2 separate regions of the Mus musculus genome follow, and region 2 is linked to region 1. A link is a loop called in an ENCODE intact Hi-C map of the cell type or tissue named here. Cell type or tissue: heart. All regions are shown on one strand.

The links. Peaks named below come from ENCODE experiments on the same cell type or tissue, not always from the same donor. Only the 100,000 strongest peaks of a DNase experiment are listed, where the experiment ranks them.
Region 2: it touches region 1 in a loop (6-fold over the local background); 6 of 42 quality-filtered maps call a loop at or near these places.

What each region holds. Positions count from the first base shown.
Region 1 is chr15:32,434,342-32,442,341 of GRCm38, reverse strand. The region is part of intron 3 of Sema5a (sema domain, seven thrombospondin repeats (type 1 and type 1-like), transmembrane domain (TM) and short cytoplasmic domain, (semaphorin) 5A); the gene reads right to left. Among named protein-coding and RNA genes, the nearest start is that of Sema5a, 190 kb to the right of the region's middle. In heart, a CTCF peak has its summit at 4,500 (motif pointing right); a DNase peak (open chromatin) is centred at 4,501.
Region 2 is chr15:32,569,755-32,577,754 of GRCm38, reverse strand. Sema5a (sema domain, seven thrombospondin repeats (type 1 and type 1-like), transmembrane domain (TM) and short cytoplasmic domain, (semaphorin) 5A) reads right to left here. Exons shown (of 23, transcript NM_009154.2): 11 at 2,735-2,939. Among named protein-coding and RNA genes, the nearest start is that of Gm41289, 200 kb to the left of the region's middle. In heart, no CTCF peak of the experiment used is centred here; no DNase peak of the experiment used is centred here.

The sequences.
Region 1 (8,000 bases):
TGTCTCACAGACCTGCCCACAGATAGTCCCAGCTGATGGAGGCAATTCCTCAACTAAGGGTCTTTTGTAGGCTTAGCTTTTTCAACCTACTTTATTAAGGGATCTCAAACACTTTGACTCCCCTCCCCAGTTCTAGCCCACCATCTAAAGGTAGGGATAAAAAGATGGTAAATACAACAAGAGGATGCGGACCTGTTTAGAAGTAGTTCCTTGGGGGTGACTCTAATCTCTGTTTGTCAGGATACCAGGAGTCCAGTACAGTAGTGTCAGGATACCAAACATGAATTAGCAGTGGCAGCACTATTCAGCAGAAACAGGCAGGCCTCCACTGAATCTGTGCCAGTCAGTGGGAGCAACCAGGACTAGTGTGAATGCCAGGAGAAGTTCTCTCAAAGTGGAAATCAGTGAAGATGAAGAGTTGAAGAGTTGCTAGCTATGCAAGCACCCGGTAACTGTCAGTCGTCTCCCTATTTCTAAAGTCAAATTTCTAATGCATTATTTGGTCAGGGAAGATGAGCACTGCTCTTTCCAGGACTTTCAGTGACACTGTCCTGAAGACATAGATGGTCCTGAACGTATTTCAGTGACACTCTACTAACATGCAAGCACAGTACTCTTGTTAGAAGCCTTTAACATACACCTCTCCTCTGTACTGCCATGATGTTGGCTTAGGCCATCCTTATTTCTCATCACACACTGGGCACCTGCATGAAACCAAAAATAACTTCCTTAGTGCCATGGCCCTCTCTCTGGCTCCCTACCCTTGTAATGCTACCACAGCATTCTTATGCTGAAACTTCCCCAAACTCTACTCACATGGCTTCTTAAACCCAATCCTTCTCATTAACACCCAGTGGATTCCTTTGTCCAATTACATCAAGTACTTCAAGGCCAGAGAACACGGAGAGATTCCTTCACCCTCTCTTCCCTTTATGCAGCGTTCCATAATCTTTTGTTCAGATACCTCCTAGAATGGCAGTTGCCATAGATAGACTGTACACATTTATCTGAACAAGAGATAGAAAGAGAGGCAGAGAGACAGATACTTCCCAATACACATAAAGAGTCTAAACCTTGTCTGGAACATAGGATTCCATTTAGCTGTTCAGACATTTTGTCATTTTTCATAAAGAAAAAAGGAACTGCCAAGTCAAGCTTACCCAATAAATAATATGACTAACAAGTGCCACAAACAGGCACCCAATTCAGCTGCATTTAAAGAGCAAGTTGTAGGGATGGCTTAGTGGTTAGAAAAGAGTATATAGTTCTCTGGCAGAGAACCTAAGTTTGCTATCCAGATCCCAAGCTGATTAGTTACAACTGCCTGCAGCTCTGGCTTCAGGGGAGCCAATGCCTCTAATTTCCCCAGCAAACATGGCACTCACATCCAAAATCTCTTTGCCACACACTCACAGGTAAATAAAATGAAATCTTTAAGGAATGAGGGAACACTGGCTGTCTCATTGTCTATCTGAGTGCATGCGGATGACTAGACAGACATTAGTCAGGAAGTGCCTGCTGTATGAGCAAAGAAACAAAACTGAAAAGTCAGGCAGCAAAGCTTAGCTGTTAGAGCAGAGTGCTTGCAACTAGACAATTGGAAACTCCTTTCTTGCATTTCACTCCTTCATCTGTAACCTCAAAAAGATGTCTCTTGCCTTAGGCATTGAAGCCTGCCAGACCTGTGCAAAGAGCAAATCTCTGATTTGAGCGTTGTTGCAATTCAGCCTATGAGCAAGTGGAGTGCCCTGGGAACCTAGAGAGTGAGCATGGTGAGAATGTGGAGGTTAACTAGGGCTTAGTACACTCACCTTCTGATGCATGGCCCAGATGCTCCACACCAGCAAACAACACCATTCACTACCCCCCAGAATACACGCATGTGGGCACATGCATGAATGTACGTACACACACATATACACACACACATTCTCTACAATGTCAGCTCCTGTACATCACAACTAAGTGACTGTTCATATTGAACAACAATATGAACTAACCAGTACCCCGGAGCTCTTGACTCTAGCTGCATATGTATCAAAAGATGGCCTAGTCGGCCATCACTGGGAAGAGAGACCCCTTGGTCTTGCAAACTTTATATGCCCCAGTACAGGGTAACACCAGGGCCAAGAAGTGGGAGTGGGTGGGTAGGGGAGTAGGGAGGGAGGGTATGGGGGACTTTTGGGATAGCATTTGAAATGTAAATGAGGAAAATACCTAATAAAAATATTTAAAAAAAAAAAGATGTGGCCATCAGATACACCAGCATTATTTTCGCTGTCCCATTGAGAGTATACCATTGGCTGGTAGGAAGATTATGTCTCCTGGTTATGTCACATCCTCAGCTATATAACTGGAGGAAAAGATAGTCTCTGGGGAAGAGAATATGTGGTCACTGGTGGGAGCTGGGGGGAGTTGTATGCATGTGGGTGTGAAACAATACCTTGTAAATTGTAAAAGAACAATTTTTTGGAAAGTATTTTTCACATAGTGACACCAGGATTTTATAACCTGACCCTACTTTGCTTTCCTCCTGTGTGACAAGGTGGCCAGAGAGGGGGTGTTCCTGCTGCAGAGCTTGTAACAGGGCTAGCATGGATGGAATCTGAAATGACCCAACCCTTCCTCTCTTGCAGGCTTCTGTGTAACCTTTAATCTATAAATATATCCCTCCACTTCTCATCTTGCCCATCCCATTAGAAAATTCAAATTAAGCTACTCACAGCTTCTTTTGTCGTCTATAATTCCTACCATACTCTGTTACCTTGTGAGGCATTAAAATATTCACATTAGCAGGACACTTCAAACAGTTGCCTCCTTGAAAATAAAGGGGGAAATGAACTAGAGAAGTTATATTCTGAGAGCAAAGGGCTAATGTAGTTCAAGATTAGCACCATGGAGGCAGAGGACAAAATTGTCCTGGAAATAAGAACTGTGTTGACCTGAAACATTTGTGTTAGATATTGCTTGGGAGATTATTTTCTTAAGATTACTATGGTAGGATTTATCATTTGCGTGAATCGCCTGCATTATGGATTATGTAGGCTTATGATAAAATTTTGTTTGCTTGCTGTTTCTGTTTGTTTGTTTGTTTGTTTTAATTCAAGATAAGGAGTAAACTCAACTATGACATGATCCCTCTCAGAATTGGTGTAAATGAACCTCAGGGTAGGGACATCTTGTCTCACCCAGGTGGTTGCTCATCCATCTAAGGGAAGCATCAAGCATGCAAATAGCCCAGGAGTTAACACAGGGAACATCATCCAGAGATATGCAGCTTGCTTGAATTAATGATACTGATATGGACAGAATGCATCGGGCAATATGAAGAAATTTGCCATGGTGTATACTGATATGTATTCAATATTTTAAGAAGAGGCAAAGGTATTTTTTTTCAAGTACACATGATTAAAGAAATGGAAGCACTCTAGTAAAGAGAAAGCAGGTTAAGGGATAACAAAAATAGTTAGTAGGATTCCCCCAAGAAAATGTATCTTTACTAAGTTCTGCAACATGCAGTAACAAGACGATAGCTCTCAAAGGAAGGCATCACCTTTGAATCTATGCTCATGAGGAGTGTCATTCAGATTGTGCCGATAATAAAAACAACAATGAACACAGCAGCAGAAATCACTGCACTGAGTCCGTATGGAATCTGGAGTTCGATAATCAAATGGGGGCATCTACATGCAAACATTTTTCACACCTTTATCTGTGGAATAAAAGGCCAAGTGGAAGGAGAAGCAGACACTGTAAATTCTTTCACTGTATTTGATAATCTTGTTTACTGGCTTGTGATTTGTCTTGTGAATGCCAAATGCCCTATGTCCCTTCCTCCGACAGAGAAAGTAATGTGTTTCTCAGCCGTGGATCATTTAACATGTGGCCATTCTTCCCATTTATGTCTGTGAAGAATGCTTTGAGGAGCCAAAGTGTCACAAGAATCTCAGTCATTAGGTCTAGTCTAATCTAATCTATCTCCATACTTTCCTCCTTAAAATAACAGAATGTATGGTTTTGTTTTCAGAGAAGGGGGCGGGTTAAAAATACAATATGGCCTCTCCCTTTCTCAGTATCCAGGCCTAAGTCATTTATTTTCGATTGCCTTGAGACTTAGGTAAAGGATTATATGGCACCCTACTTACTATGCATTCATCTACGACTTAATCCATGCTTCTTTACACGGTGCGTCGTGATCATAACCCTCAGAATTTCCTTCCGACTCAGAAACTCTGTCCCTGCGTCTGTTTTCATCCATCCACATCTGCCGCTACCCCGGCCCTGATCATTCTGACTTTACATGTGTATCTTTTGCATTTTCCACATTGTTCAGGGCTGATCTACCAACGGTCTGTCAATGAAGTCTGGGGACTTACTCACCAAGCCACGCACTGCTCCCTCCATCAGTATATATAGTCTTTGATTCTGAGCCCATCACCACCCAGTTGTGTCTCCACCAGCCCAGATCCAGGAACTATGGAAGCACTGTCACGGAGGCGAACACTAGAGGGCGCAGGCTAATCCTACAAATGTGGTGCTGCTGGTGTAGCCCTCCTCCCAGAAGAAAGGGATTTGTTCTGGTTCCCTGTGGAAATCCACAGAGAAACCTCAGTGTCCCAGTTTCTCTTCTCTTCGTTTGATAATTTCTACTTCAGTCAGGTCCCTCTCCTCTTCCTAGGAAGTCAATAGGTGTTTTTGTTTTGTTTTGATATTTTCTTTATATTCATTTCAAATTTCAAGTGTTATCCCGAAAGTTCCCTATACCCTCCCCTCGCCCTGCTCCCCTACCCACCCACTCCCACTTCTTGGTCCTAGCATTCCCCTGTATTGGGCATATAAAGTTTGCAAATACCAAGGGGCCTCTCTTCCTAGTGATGGCCAACTAGGCCATCTTCTGCTACATATGCAGCTAGAGACATGAGCTCTGGGGGTACTGGTTAGTTCATATTGTTGTTCCACCTATAGGGTTGCAGACCCCTTCAGCTCCTTGAGTACTTTCTCTAGCTTCTCCATTGGAGGCCCTGTGTTCCATCTTATAGATGACTGTGAGCATCCACTTCTGTATTTGCCAGGTACTGGCATAGCCTCATCAAGACAGCTATACCAGGGTCCCTTCATCAAAATCTTGCTGGCATATGCAATAGTGTCTGGGTTTGGTGGCTGTTTATGGGATGGATCCCCGGGTGGGGTAGTCTCTGGATAGTCTATCCTTTCGTCTTAGCTCCAAACTTTGTCTCTGTAACTCCTTTCATGGGCATTTTGTTCCCTATTCTAAGGAGGAATGAAGTATCCACCCATTGGTCTTCCCTCTTCTTGATTTTCTTGTGTTTTGCAAATTGTATCTTGGGTGTTCTATGTTTCTGGGCTAATATCCACTTATCAGTGAGTGCATATCTAATGCTTCTTTTGTGATTGGGTTACCTCACTAAGGATGATATCCTCCAGATACATCCATTTGTTCAAGAATTTCATAAATCCATTGTTTTTAATAGCTGAGTAGTACTCCATTGTGTAAATGTACCAGATATTCTGTATCCATTATTTTGTTGAGGGACAACTGGGTTCTTTCCAGCTTCTGGCTATTATAAATAAAGCTGCTATGAACATAGTGGAGCATGTGTTCTTATTACCAGTTGGAACATCTTCTGGGTATATGCCCAGAAAAGGTATTGCTGGATCTTCCAGTAGTACTATGTCCAATTTTCTGAGGAACTGCCGGACTGACTTACAGAGTGTACAAGCTTGCAATCCCACCAGCACTGGAGGAGTGTTCCTCTTTCTCCACATCCTCGCCAACATCTGCTGTCACCTGAATTTTTGATCTTAGCCATTCTGACTGGTGTGAGGTAGAATCACAGTTGTTTTGATTTGCATTTCCCTGATGATTAAGGATGTTGAACATTTTTTTCAGGTGCTTCTCAGCCATTCGGTATTCCTCAGTTGAAAATTCATTGTTTAGCTCTGTACCCCATTTTTAATAGGGTTGTTTGGTTTTCTGGAGTCCAACTTATTGAGTTCTTTATATATATTAGATATTTTATCGTATTTAGGATCGGTAAAGATTTTTTCCCAATCTGTTGGTTGCCTTTTGGTCTTATTGAAAGTGTCCTTTGCCTTACAGAAGCTTTGCAATTTTATGAGGTCCCATTTGTCAATTCTTGATCTTACAGCACAGGCCATTGCTGTTCTGTTTAGAAATTTTTCCCCATGCCCATATCTTTGAGGCTTTTCCCCACTTTCTCCTCTATAAGTTTCAGTGTCTCTGGTTTTATGTGCAGGTCTTTGATCCACTTAGACTTGAGGTTTGTCCAAGGAGATAAGAATGGATCAATTTGTATTTTTCTACATGATAACCTCCAGTTGAGCCAGCACCCTTTTTTGGAAACGCTATCTTTTTTCCACTGGATGGTTTTAGCTCCCTTGTCAAAGATCAAGTGACCATAGGTGTGTGGATTCATTTCTGGGTCTTCAATTCTATTCCATTGATCTACCTGTCTGTCGCTGTACCAGTACCATTCAGTTTTTATCACAATTGCTCTGTAGTACAGCTTGAGGTCAGGCATGGTGATTCCATAGGTCGTTCTTCTAAACTTCTAGTTTGCAGCTAGAACAGCAGCTTGTAGGTTGGAATTCCATAGACAGGGATGGTGAGCTTCTGCTCTCTGTGGAATCATACTCTGCAAACACACACACACCACACACACACACACACACACACACACACACACACACACACACCACACACACACACACACACACACACACACACACACACACACACACCACACACACACTATGCTGCTCTCATCTCTAAACACATTTTAAAGCTCCAGCCAGTAAAGTCTTGAAATTGTGCCTCTCCTAAGGATTCCAGGCTGCCTACTACTTGATTTCTGTCTCCTAGTACTTTTCTTCCCATGCATTTGGGTAACATTTTATATGTGTTTTAAGGCTCTGACTGAAGAGATTCCCTAGCTGTCTTGCTGAATATCCTATATGGGGACTGTCTGTTCTGCCTTCCAATCAATTTCAAAGTAACTTATACATTATGCCAAATGTGTAGAGAAGCTTAATCTCCATGCTATTCCAATGTTTTCTTGTTGATAAATAATATTTTGAACCTCATGGGAAGAATATATGTTTTTATAGCCTACTCCCTATGCATGATTCCTTAAAATAGAGCATGAGCTATTAATAACCTCTGCTAACAGTTCAGTCTATCTAAAAGGGAAACTGAGACACTTCAGAGAACGCATGCTCATCCACTCGCTCTGATTTTGAGATCTAGCCCACACATTGCCTAGTCACTTCAGTATGTTCCAGTGCTGGATAAATGTAAAATATTAGGTGATTTGTGTGGTGCATAGGTGAAGTTAAATCAGAAATGGTTATTTTTTTATCCAGCTACCTATAATGCTCAGTCAAGAAATGCCAGGTTAGAAATGATAAAATATCTTATGTGACCCCTAGGGATTTCCCTATTACTGTCTCATCAAGTGATCTTAGTTTTGAATACAATAAAATTTCCAGTCCATTGAAGGAAAGGTGATCCAGTAACTGGCCCAACTTGTGGTACATCTCATGGAGGGAGCAGGCACCAAGGTCTAACACTGATGCTATTACGTGTTTACCGATGTGTGCCTAGCATGACTGTTCTCTGAGAGGCCCTACCAGCATCTGATGGAGACAGACCCAGATACTTACATCCAACCATTGGACTGAAGTTGGGGACCAATATGCTTGAATTAGGGGAAGGATTGAATAAGTTGAAGGGGAGAGCAACCCCATAGGAAGACCAGCAGTCTCAACTAACCCAGATGTCTGGGAGCTCCCAGAGACTGAACCATCAACCAGGCAGCATACACTGATCCTAGGCCCAGGGCACATACATAGCAGAGGTCTGCCTGGTCTGGCCTCAGTGGGAGATGTGCCTAATCCTCAAGAGACTTGAGACTCCAGGGAACAGAGATGCCTAGTGGTGGGGAGCACCCTCTCAGAGG
Region 2 (8,000 bases), 140 kb before region 1:
GGGATGGGGGAGTAGTCAGTCCACAAGATCATTTAAATCAGACTCCCATATGAAACTTTCTAGATGTACCATTTAAAAGCTAATTGATGCTAGCTGTGGTTTTTGTCTCAGCCCTGTAATTTCACTGTGTTGGACTATTTTTACACATGTTATTTTTAATAAAGACCCTCAAATATTATACTCCTATGGGTATGAATTTCTTTGTATCATGCAAGGTCGTATGTTGATGGCCTCAACATTAATGTAAATGTATTAGGAAACAGTGCCTCCTAAAGCTGAGGCAGTAGGGTCAGGAGTTTGAGATCAGTTTAGGCTATGCAGTGGGTTTCAGACTAGCCTGGCTATTCAAGTTTATTTTCAAAAACCTAAACAAAGAGACATATCACAGAAATTCCTCTCTACTTATATGGATGGTGTGAATAGGTGGCCATCTCCAAGCCAGGAAGACAGCTTTCCTCAGACACCATTCAGCTCACACTTTACTGTTGAACCTAGCCCCCAGAACTAGGAGATAAATGATCCTGAGACCCTGAGCTCAGGCACAGTCTGGCTCAGCTCTGCCTCTCAGCATCTCTTACCACAGAGCCAGGTGAGACCTCAGTTGTCTCTAGAAATCCAAAGAGAAATTATGTCTATCTTGTACTAACATGAACATTTATGATGTAAAGGCCAAGAATACCTTTGGGAAGATCCAATCTACTTACTTTTAAAATCTGCCATGTGTCAGGAAGCCTTCTGGTTTTAAAGCACAAACAAAGCCAGAAAGAAACACAATCCCTCACTGACAAGCAATTTTTTAGTCTCTCAAAATAAACAAACAGGAAGGAGGAGGAGTAGGAAGGAGGATGAGGAAGAAGAAAAGGAAGAGGAGTAGGAACAAGAATTAAAATGAAGAGGAAGAAGGAGGAGGAGGAGGAGGAGGAGGAGGAGGAGGAGGAGGAGGAGAACTCTCTTCTTGACTTCCTATGACAACTAGATACCTTAGCACTCACTCCTTTTCTGAGTCAGTTCTGCAAACTGTTTTTCTGAGCAGTTGTTTCACATGACTTTGTCAGTATGATCCTTCTGCAACTCTCCAGTCTTCCCACTGACTGTCCTTCACCCATCATGCCCTCATCCAATGGTCTGTCTGTCTCCTTGCATTACTAACCACTCAGTAGCACTGGTCCAAGCTAACCAACCCTACATCTCCCAGTGTTCAGTTTCCCTCTATAGTGTGCAGCATCCAATGCTTCAGGCACTGGAAGATCCTACCCAGCCAAGAAACAGGACCCATCCCCAGGCACATCCATCAACACATTCCTCCTCTGGCTCCCATCTCATTGGTTCTTCATCCTTTGGGTGATGCACTTTACTTATTGGTTGGTTAATTATCTGCCTATCCCTTTAAGAATGTGAGCATAGGAGGGCAGGGCAGGATGGAACCAGCCTGCTCACCACAAATAACCAGTGTGCCCAATAAATTCAAGACAGTGGAAAGCCAGCAAATCATTGCAATCTCATGAGTGATTAAAAAAAAAACAAGTATAAATTGAGAAATTCTATGAAGGAATAATACAGTATTCACAGCCACACAAAAAGGTAGCCATGCATTGTAAGGAAGTGGCAAGTATACACCACACTACTCAAAGGGTGGGAGGAACCCACTGCACAGTGAAATCACTCTGTATGGGGATAGGAAGGCGGAGCTGAGATAGTTCCAGAGGCAGGGATATGCGCCCTACACTGTCAGAGTAGTAAAACACGATAGAGCCTGCTTTCTGCTCCACATTTACTTTGGAATCTAAAGAAGTCTAGTTGTTATCTACAGTTTGGTAAGCACAATAGCCTGTCCTACATATGAAACGCTGTGTGCATCTGCTTCATTCTTCAAATGTTTCCCTGAACCTTTGTCAGGAACAGCTTGAGATGAGCACTGTTGTGCTTCAATCAGAAATCAGCATGAAAATCTCCAGAAAACATTTTTCCCAGCAGTATCTCCTAATAAAACGTTTCATTGTCTTAAACTAGCCAGATGTAAATAGTCTTGCCAAGAACCACTGACAGACAGAAATAGTTAAGAAAGGAGCCATTGTCTCCCTAGTTAAAATTCTAACAGTATAGTAAGAGTGTTTCATGTAGCTTTCACTACCCCACCAGTAGGTTGCATGCTCTCACCTGCACAGGAGTTATCTCAGATCTGTTGTTTGAAGAAACACACACACACACACACACACACACACACACACACACACACACACACACACACCAGTTATTCTCAAAATGCCTTGGCTAGCAATGACTGGGCATACCTAATTCTTCCTGTTACTCCAGGCACAGTCCAAAGGTCACTTACCAGAGTTCTTACATCTCTGGTGGCTCTGTGTCCCTCCAAGGACGGTAATAAAACTCTTTCCTGCCTCTCCTACCTTCAGGAACCTAGAAACCCCGCCTTTTTCACCCAGCCATTGGCCAACATCTTTATTGATGGATCAAGAACCAATTGGGGAACAAGAACTTTAGAGTCAGTACTCCCAGATTACCAATTAAATCAAAGTATTAGAACCACCCCCTACATAAGGGTACAAATATGGTATCCAGGAAGAGTAGACAGGTTGACAAAGATAAGCGTGCATTGTGGGTTCCACTTGTCATGACAATACAGGTCCATGGCTGTGCTTAAAGATGAGTGTTTGGAATTTAAGACATGAATGAGAAGACAAGAAAACCATCTGAAAGAAGCACGAGTTCCTACCTGTGGCCAGATAAATGATGTGGACCAGAGTCTCCCTGCCTTGCACAACATCAACAGCTAAGTGGGAGAAGCGGCTGTTGTCCTCCATGAAAGAGGGCACTGTGGTCACTGGCTGCACCACTTCATGCATCAGAATGAACTTCTGAGCATCCTGTAGGTTTCTTTCCGTCAGGTTTACGTACAGGCCCTGGTCCATGGTGCCGCACTGCAAGAGAAGACAGGCCAGGTTGTAAAAGCTGGATGCCCACCGCTCACGTGGCTACCAGATGGAGGCGAAAATGGAACAAACTACAAACTGAATAAGCCATGATGTATTACTGAGTGTGCAACCGAATCAATCCTTCCATCTCCCTCGACTGGCATCCTCCTGTTCTCCCACTGTGGATGGAAAGTCAACATATTTGCGATCTCTCAATGTATGGTAAAGAGAATATGAGACATTTTAAATTGGAGCAGGCACTGTTGTTGACTCTAGTTTGAACAGCAGATGGGAAGAATTGCCTCCTGTTCTGTCGGGTCTCTAGGGAGTAGCTGTCTGTCAGCTTGCAATACGATTGCATCTGACTGATGAAGCTGAGCTGACATTGACCATGAAGCAGTTGGGCTCATACAGATGGATGCATTTCCTGGCTATCACAGCGGGTTGGTTCATAAGCAACCCTGAACTCCATGGTGACACCTTGGTGCTTAACTAAATCTGTAAACATTATCTCTCACGTGGGCTACACAAATAACTGTGAATAACTGTGGCTGGTCTAAATTTATTTGTATTTCTGATTTCAGGAGAATTTAAAGTAATAGGTGAGAACCTGGGAATTTGCAAAGTAAGATAGCAAGTTGGTAATGAGAGAAGAAAAAAGCAGTGAGGAAAAGAGGGCTGAGAAAGGTGGGGAGGAGGAGATGGAGAGAGGAAGGAAGGAGCAATTTGCAGGGAGTGTCAATTTCATGAGACTGATCTGGGATACACAGCAAACACAGAAATTGTTGTGGATTAATCTCAGAGTCGTGTGGAAGGCTGCTGGCAGGTGTTATAAACAACAGGAGGTGGCAAGGACAAGGTAAGAGGGCAGGTGAGAAAGAGAGAACCGATTTCTCAGAGCCCAGCTCAGGACCAGAAAATCTATCACCAACCTCTCTCATTTCCTTTATAAACTTTAAAGGCTGGTATAGGAAATGAGGTTCCTCTGCTCACTTCCTAAAGCAGGGGTGACGGGGTCCACACTGCCTGAAACTACTATTTATAACATGTCATTTCCAATACATGTTTTTTATAACAGGTTAGAGTTTCAGGAGTAGAAGATGGAAATTACTTTTTGAAAGTCAATTATGTTTTTGTAGCATTTGATAAAATATCCTATATTCCATAAAATGATAGGCCGATTGTGGAATTAGAGAAACCTGGAGTTAAGTGCACTGAGCATAACTAGTGAGCAATGAATTTAATTTCACATCCTAGTTTTGAGCACCTTTTACTTTGACATCATGTAAAGGATGTGTTCAGGGTAAAGCTGAGGCCTGCAGAAGATGGCCTGTGGCCTCCAGGGAGTTCCAGCCTCTCGGTTTGTCTCCTCAAATGTTAAATTGTTGGAACACACCGGCTGTGCTCCAGGCTCATCTCTCATGGCTGATGTAAAGTAATGAGAGGAAAGCATTTGTAAATTAAAGTCCTTGTAAATGCCGGGAATCAGACAACATTCCTGATAGCTCAGAAGCTAGGCAACCAATTGTAAATGCATCTGTCTTAAAGCAGGAAGGACATCCATGGTCCATGGAGCTGTGGTATCCAGAGAGAAGTAAGTGAATGAATAATGGGACAGAGAAATGGACAGATATTGCCACATGCAGTTGTTTTGGGGTCTGAAAAGACTGTACCGATAGATTTTATATGAATAGCACTTTAACATAATAACACTCTAAGCATGGGCACACTGACTATCAGGAATGTATATGTGTGTTTTAATATTTTAATTATTACCTTTAAGTGTCTATATGTGCATGTGTATGTATGAGTGTATGTGAGAATATGTGTGAGTGTGTGTATATGTGTTTGTTTTTGAGTGTGTGTGTGTGTGTGTGTGTTAAGGTTCTTCATATGGGTTCTGGGAATTGAATTTGGGTTCTCTGGAAAGGCAATGTGTGCTCTTAACAGCTAAGCCATATTTCCAAGCCCCCAGAAAACAGTTTTTTAAAGCAAAAGAAAAGATCACCACTTGGTCTGAAACCTTTCCAGTTGACAGCTAATTCTGAAGGTGATTGTGTGTTGTGATCAACTTGTATTGAAGTCAAAGACAATACTTGAGGTGTGGGTAGCAACAATGGCTTACCTGCTGGCTTCAATCGCATAAAAGTAGTGTTTGTATGTGCATGCTGTTTTAAGACAAATGGCATGCTGAAAACCAGCAGGTATAGTCTAAAAGCAAGGACCTCCACTCCCCTTGAAAACAGATATAGGAGCTTAAGGGGCAGAGTGCTAAAATGGATCATGTCTCCTGTAAGCTGTTTGCCTGTTTTGTCATGAGCTATATTTGAACTGTCTTCTACTGCTTCTTCCTGACACCATCTTATAATAAATATCTCACCCAAGGATTCTCTTTCCCATATTTGGAACCTATTCAACATTACTGCATGTATTTCTTGCTGCATAGCAACTCATCAAGCTCTCTAAGGGCTGCGAGTTTTAGAGTTGAACCTTACTCACTGGTCTGCCCTAGTTACTGTCAGGTACTCACTACCCTCGGGACCCCATACAAGAAGAAACTGCAAAAACTGGAAAGAAATACATTGCTTGTGTTCTCATGTGGCTTACAGCCCTCAATAACTGTCATGCCAATGCCTGTTCAAACAAGATCGGTAATTCTATAATTGCTAGGAAAATAATAAATGCTCAGATGGTATCTATTTCAAGGGTAGCATGTTAATCCCTATTCTAAATACCCATACTTGAAGATCAAGCTCAAAATAGGCCAACTTCATCCCAGACTACATGTTCCTTGGTGTCTATGCCCACTGGATCCCCTGTCCCTTCCCACTTTGCTGCCAAGACATGAGTGTATTCGTGGATTCTCAGGATGCAGCTGCATCTCAGCCCGAGTCGCAAGCAGTCTTCCCCAACTACTCCTACACGACGATATTTTCCTTTTGGCTGCATCATTTCTCATTGTTGGTGATAAAACCTGTGGAAGGTTTTGGAGCCTGTCACCTAGCTGTTCTCCATCTGAGTCCCACAGTATTTTCAATAGCTGATGATTTCATAGGGTTTAAGATCTACCTCTACTAGGGCAGACAAATGCCACTGGGGGTGGCTTTGAGACTGTGGCTGATCAGGGTGACTAGTAGCCTTTGTTGTGTTCTGAGGTTTACTGAGCTTTTAAAGTATGATGTATTTCTCTTCCTAAATCATTTTCCTGAATCGGCTCCTTCAGTTATTTCATTTTTCCTATTGTAAAAGTGTCACATAAAATTCTAATTGTCAAGGTGAAAACCAAAACAATAACAGTAATAACAACAATAACAAATATAAATATTATGTTTAGTTATTGTCAATGTTGGGACCCTTAGGTCTAAAAGACGGCTCATCGGTTGAAAATGAGTTTCTACTCTCTGCCAGTCTGGGTGAGAGCTCGACCATCAATCAGGAACCTATGACAATGTGGCTATTAGGCAATCTAGAAATGGAAACACCTATGTGTAGTTGGGAACACACATACACACATATCACCACCACCATAATCTGTAACTTTAGTTTCCTGGAAGTGTTAAATGTATGCTCAGAGGATGATGTAAGCTGAGCTAGCTTAGTGCTTGTCATGTGTGCCACTTCTGTGCATGTCTCCTTCATTGTTCAGCATGGACCTAATTCCACTAGTAAACAAAAGCAAGTCTTTCAATGTTATTCTGATATAATAACACACGAGGGTACTTAGATGTGCTATGGATATATACAGATGCATGACCTAAAAGATACACATTGTTTGGAATCCGTAAAGGATTATAAGTTTGCCTAATCACCCAGTTCATTGTGGAAAGCTGCAATCCAACAGACAATGCAAAGGAGGATGCTCTGAATCTAAATGTCTTTGTTCATTTTCTTAAGCTTCAGGTCTTAATAAAACAGATTTTTAAAGGTGGTAATATATTTTCTTCTTTATATTGAATAGAAAATCCAGTCGAAATATGTAATTACTCAACATGAAAGACACAGAAGACTTCAGACAGGTTGTTCTCATGAGTCTTTTCAATCAAATGTACTGTTTAGTAACCATGCACACTGGCTGACATTTGCAAAGTTTACTTGTATCCCTCCCTCTCCTGTGTATCTAGGAAGTAATGAGAAGATGCTAAACATTTTGTCCAAGAAAAGCAATGCAGTGCAAATATGATACTCAAACTACTTATCTTATTCTTAGCCTCATTCTCTGATAAAAGTCTTAAAATATTGAAAGGAAAAAATTCAATTGTAATTGATTGATGATTACCAAAATCTACCTGTAAAAATTTAAACTTTTTCTAAAGCTCAGTTTTCTTGGAAGTCATGAGTTTTATGATTTGGGATGTTAAACCACCCAAAATTGGAAGGAAGGACTGACTGTCTTATATCACTAGTCAATGATTGCTACTAACAGGAACTTAGTTGATTGAGATTGGGATTTTTCCTTTGCTGGCAGTGGTAAGATCCAAGCTTAACCACTAAGCAGCTGTGGCCCTGGCTATTTGACCTGCCTGGAGACGCTATGCCCCTCTCTATACATAGAACAGTGTCATTCATGTGACACTGATGCCACATGTATAGTCACAAAAATGACACATCAGACCAAGTATCTGGAACTTGATGATGTTAAATATTTTGCCTGTGTTGTTAGTAACAGACCCACAGAGAAGGCTGCTCTTGTGTGTGCTGCATTAAAATTCTTATGTCGAATCTATCTCTCGGCATGGCAGTAGTTGAAGACAGGACCTCTAGGAAGCATTCCATGCCATAGGAGTCTGACCCAGTAGGATGGAGGAAGAAACACCAGGGATGAGTCTTTCTTCTAAGGGATGATGTAAGGAAAATCTTGTCATCTTCAACACCTTTGGTGGTTTGAATATGCTTGGCCCAGGGAATGGCACTATTAGGAGGTATGGCTTTTTTGAAGCAGGTATGGCCTTGTTAGAGGAAGTGTGTCCTTGTAGGGGTAGATTTTGAGGCCCTTCTCCTAGCTGCCTTGAAACCAGTCTTCTGTTAGCCTTCAGAACAAGATGTAGAACTCTCAGCTTCTCCAGCCTT